Regions from separate parts of the Mus musculus genome. Here region 2 is linked to region 1. A link is a loop called in an ENCODE intact Hi-C map of the cell type or tissue named here. Cell type or tissue: left cerebral cortex. All regions are shown on one strand.

Evidence for each region. Peaks named below come from ENCODE experiments on the same cell type or tissue, not always from the same donor. Only the 100,000 strongest peaks of a DNase experiment are listed, where the experiment ranks them.
Region 2: it touches region 1 in a loop (5-fold over the local background); 17 of 42 quality-filtered maps call a loop at or near these places.

Annotation. Positions count from the first base shown.
Region 1 is chr19:6,923,175-6,925,674 of GRCm38, forward strand. Catsperz (cation channel sperm associated auxiliary subunit zeta) reads right to left here and starts at 2,206. Exons shown (of 5, transcript NM_001039494.2): 1 at 2,118-2,206; 2 at 1,620-1,932; 3 at 349-425; 4 at 127-193. The coding sequence starts at 2,135. Kcnk4 (potassium channel, subfamily K, member 4) reads right to left here. Exons shown (of 7, transcript NM_008431.3): 7 at 2,488-2,500. In left cerebral cortex, a CTCF peak has its summit at 1,430 (motif pointing right); a DNase peak (open chromatin) is centred at 1,446; H3K27ac peaks cover 74 bases.
Region 2 is chr19:6,978,256-6,980,755 of GRCm38, forward strand. Fkbp2 (FK506 binding protein 2) reads right to left here and starts at 2,209. Exons shown (of 6, transcript NM_001166368.2): 1 at 2,139-2,209; 2 at 718-886; 3 at 303-415; 4 at 135-181. The coding sequence starts at 882. LOC114841036 (Uncharacterized protein LOC114841036) reads right to left here and starts at 2,185. Exons shown (of 6, transcript NM_001370419.1): 1 at 1,059-2,185; 2 at 718-886; 3 at 303-415; 4 at 135-181. The coding sequence starts at 1,995. The coding sequence ends at 1,195. In left cerebral cortex, CTCF peaks have their summits at 1,441 and 1,657; DNase peaks (open chromatin) are centred at 99, 880, 1,795 and 2,246; H3K4me3 peaks cover 2,393 bases; H3K27ac peaks cover 2,291 bases.

The sequences.
Region 1 (2,500 bases):
CATCCTTGTGAGTGCTAAGGGGATCTGACAAGACTACATATCCTGAAACTCCACAGCCCCAAGCCCTGCCAAAGCCACCAGGATCTTTTGTGGAAGCTGGGGTGGGGGTGGGGGTGGAGTGCTCACTGATGAGGGCTTTTTTGAGAATATCCAGAACTTCAGTCTCCATGAGCTCCATCAGAGGCAGAGGCAGCTGGAAAAGCAACAAGAGACTCAACCAGTTCCATGGAAAGCTGAAGTGGTCCCCACATGACCTCCCCAGCTTGCCTGCCCCACTTTCCTGAAACCTGCCCATCTGCTGCTGCCCACTACTCAACCCCAGTAGTCTCCCCAGTAGTATCCTCCAACCCTGTTCTGCTGCTCTGTCCAGTAGGTTCGATGTGGCTTCCATAGGCTGAATATTAGTGATTCTGAAGTAGACGATGCTGGAGAAATGAAGAGAGAAATCGGTCTTGGTCAGGCTCCTGGGTCATGGTGGGAGTGGGGTTCAGGGAATAGCTGCAGCTACACCCTGCATCAAAGGTCATAGGGGACACTGGTTTCAGCCCTAGGCTTTAGAATCCCACCCGGCTGAGATCCAGAACCAACTGTCCCGCTGTGTGAGACTTGGAGTCATTCATAGGAATTCCCTCTTGTGAGAATTGTGTGCCCTCTGAAAGTGTATTGTTGGGAACTGAATGCAGGGCATTGTATAAACTACGAAAGAACTCTACCAGTAAGCTATGTTCCTCAGTCCAGAACAGTCTCTTATGGCAGTTGTGCCATGCAAAGGTCACAGTACAAGAAGTCCTATGCTTATGTAACAAGTTTAATATAAATCAATTGTTATATCTGTATCACTCTTGTTTGTTTAGACATGTTCCCACAGTGTGGACCTAACTATCCTGGAACTTGGTATCTAGACCGGGCTAGCTTTGAATTCACAGCTTCCTGAATACTGGGTTCTTATCAGTACTCATTGCTTGATGAAGGTGGAAACGGACGGGACAGAGGATGGACACATACACATCTCAAACAGTGCTTGGCATACTGTGTGTAACCCCAACACTCAGGAAGATACCAAGATCCAAGGTCATCTTGGGCTATACAGTGAGACTCTCATTCCAAAAAGAAATACAAAGCAACAATAAAGTAACTATTGACCAAAAGAGAGACTTCCAAACAGCCAGATCCCAGCCAGGGAAGGAATTCTGTCCTTTCAGCTGGTGCAGTGATGAAATTAAACGCACAGGTGAGGGAGGGCTCGAAATATGCTTAGTGGTAAAGAATTTTCCTACCAAGAGTGATGTACTCGGTTCGACCCCCAGCACCACATTAAGATAAAAAGCAAAACAAAACAAAACAAAACAAAAAAAACAAACAAAAAACTGACTAGGTCTTCATTGACCTGCTTGCCTGTGCGTTTCCCGGGTTCCTCGTAGTAGGACGCCTGCCCGGTAGGGGGAGCTCAGAGAATGTCTGAGTTAAAGCGTGAACGGTTCTCGCCTGAGCCCTCTCCTAAGAAATCCTAGAAACTTGGGTTTCTATGGGCTTACCCCCATTTTGCAGGAAGGCACTTTAAGACCCGGGCTAGCCCCACCCTTATGGCACACCCATCGCCTCGGCGAGGCTATACTGACCTAAGGAGGTCTCAGATTCTTCGTGGTCCTCCCCATGCTCCAAGGACCTGCCATGGCACAGTTCAAGCTCTCGACGTGCTTGCTGCTGGATCTCCTCTGGCTCGAGGTTGAGGCTGTCCCTAATAGAAATGGTCTGGCTGTACTTGCGAATCCTGTTTCTTACAGATTTGCCCTCTTCGTCGAAGTCCTCGCAGACGTCGGATACCGACACATTCGCTGTGGACATCGTGGCCGTGCTCCATAGGTCACGAACATCTCCGTACAGGCTGGATCTGACCGAGCTGCGGCGATGGTTTGCGTGTTTGGGCACCGGCTGCGGGTCACACACAGGTAAGGTAGCCAAGGAATTCAGGGAGCTGGAGGGAGCAGGGAGACTGGACTGGGATTGGGGACTCTAGGAGAGCTGCCAAGCCCCCAGGCTGAATGGCAGGTTACTCTAAAGACCTGAAGGAGTACTAAGGTTCGTCTGGGCTTGGGGAACTCGGGCAGACTTCTTACTTTGACGCTTTCCTCCATCGTCCTGCACCAACGGACCAGTATCCACAGGGCTCAATCGAGAAGGGAGGGGGGTCACGCTCCAGGAAGGGGGAGGGGCAGTCTCCTCCCGGATGGTTATAGTGGTCTCGCGGGAGGAGACTTCAAACTGCAGATTGCATCAAGACTCTAAGTTGCTCCCACCCCCAATATCAATGCCAAGACTGGAAGTACCCAGTCCAGTTTCGAGTCCGGGTCTCCTCCAGGCAGAGACAAGAGTCTGAATACCTGAACTTAACCAAAAGAGCATGACTTGTCCGGTGTGGGGGCCCAAGGACGGCAGTGGGCCTGATATAAGCCCATGGTGGCGCGAGAAAAGCACTCGCACACCCACTTGGGACCCAGGA
Region 2 (2,500 bases), 55 kb after region 1:
GAACACAAGCCAGACTTGAAAGTGGCGTATATGCTGCCATGACTAAATGGAGTGGGGACCAGTGAAACTTTAATTCATCCTTAGGCACATCTAAGCCCTCTCCCCATTACCTCCCAACCCCAAGGGCCTCTTACCCAGCTCGGATGGGATCACCAACTTCCGCTTTTCCCCTTCACACATCCTGCAGGATGACACATGCTTAGCACATGAAGCGCCCAGACCCCTGTCCCACAGCTGGGCCTTCCTCCCACAGCTCGCTTGCTGGATCACTCACTACAACATGTACCCCAGACCAGACTTACCCCAGCAGCCCCTGGTCCCAGCCCTTGATAACCTGGCCAGTGCCAAGGGAGAAAACAAAGGGCTGGTTCTGTGGTAGGCTGCTGTCAAACTCCGTCCCATCTTCTAGCTTTCCCTGTGAGACCATGGGAAAACTAGTAAGGAGAGGTGACAAGTCCACAACCCTTCCACCCAGCTAGTCTCCCCACCACAGCCCCAGGGCCAATGCCTTGGGTAGCTCATGTGTGTTAATTTGGATGCTGATATCTAGCTGAGTAAACTGAAAAGCAAGATAGAATCGTGGGAAGGAGCTTAGAGGTCAAAGGGGGATAGATGTGTTTGAGGTTATCTACCTAGCTGAGAAAAAACAGATGCCAAAGTCCTTTCAGGTCCTGAAACCTGCCAAAGCCCCAGAGGCTGCTCCACTCTGACACTTACCGTGTAGTGCATGTGTAAGACATCTCCCTTTCTAGACTTGATAGGACAGTGGTCCACACGTTTCTTCACTCCAATCTGCAGCTTCCGTTTGCCTTCGGCCCCCGTGGCTGCTGCCAGGGCACTCAGGCAAATGGACAGTATTGTCAGGATCCAGCTCAGCCTCATGTCTCTGTAGGCAAAGGCCACCCCACCCCCAACCAAAAAACTGGGGGGTGGAGTCATGGGACGTCTTCAGTCTGTATCAGGAGGACGCCAACTCCCCATTATATCTTGCCTGTTTCTGGGGAATCCCACAGTCCTGGGTCACCACCCCCTCCCCTGGGCTCTGTAGCCACACTTACCAGTCCAGTGAGAAGGGGGCTTGACCGAGGACCCCAGCAGCGAGGGGAGGGGGTCAGGGGAGGCCACAGCAGCCAGTGCCCCCTCCCTTTGCTCACTACCTGACCTTCTCTCCCTCCCAGTCCCCATCTCCGTTCTTCAGTTCCCGCTAGCCCCTTTACGCAAAGTCCAAACCCTATCTGATTGCACCGGATTTGTCCCGACTGGACGACCCCACTCCCGCCACACCCAGCTGCCCCCTGTCCAGCACACCCACACATCTGCGGCTGCTGCAGGTGTTCGGCCCCGAGGCACCCACACATCTCCACTAGGTGGCTCTGAGGAGCCCCGGTCCTCCGGGGGCACCCCCCAGTCCGGCCCCGTGCCTCCTCCACCAGGGGCACCTCCCCAACTCTGAGCTCTTGGGGGCCTCCGGGGAACCCAAACTGGCTCAGAGTCAGCAGGGCGCCGAGCTCGCTCCACCCACACCACCTCTCCAGGGGGAGTTCTCGGTCTACCGCGACCCCAGGCGCGGCCACCACGGAGACCGCCCCCGCGTGGACGCCCCCGGCCATAGCTCAAGCTTAGCTCTGCGCAAGGCTCCTTGGCCCCACCCTTTACGGCGTGAAGCTCCGCCCCCTGACCTGCAGCTCCACCCTCCGCAATGTTAGACCTAGTCTCCAGCAGAGGGGCCACGCCACTCACTGACTGAAGTCCCACCTCCAACGACTGGGATCTCACGCCCTCTGTCTCCGAGCCAAAGGCTCCACTTTCCACCTGCTCCAGCTCCTCCTCTAAACCCCAAGCCCCGCCCCCCACGCCTCCTACTCCAGCTATGGGCCACTGGGTTCCGCCCTCAACTCGCACTGGCTCCGTTGTCCCTCCCACCGCTGTTCCGCGCCCCGCCCCGAGCCCCAGGGCTCCGCCCCGTACGGCGTGAGAGCCCGCCCCCTGCGGCATTGCCAGAGGCCGGACCCCAGCCCCAATTCCTTCGTTTGCTGCCCCTGGCTGGCACGCGGACTCCGGCCCGCTTCAGGCCGGCCTGCCCCAGGTTGCCCTCCTGCACCCGGATCCCCCAGCCTGGGCTGTGGCCCCCCGCTCACCTCCTCGCCGCGCCCCCGGAGCCAATCCCGCTCGTGCTGTCACTTCTGCGCAGGCGCGTCTTCGTCGCTACAGGGCGGGACACGCTGCCCGCCCTCATTGGACCGTCCAAAACCCGCTGCTGCATCTATGGGCGGGGCTTCTCATTTGGCCCTGCCTCCTGAGTGACTGCGTGACAACGTCACTTCCGGGGTTCAGATTCCGGGTCTAGTTTGGCAAAAGTTGTGTCCGAGAGACAGAAGGCAGTTCCAGCCAAGGTGACATGGTCAAGCAAGTATGACTGCACGCGCCTGGAGGGGTTCTAGCAGGCACCGTGCTGACTTCCTGACCGGCACGCCTTTGGGTAGTTGTTGTGGGAAGAGGC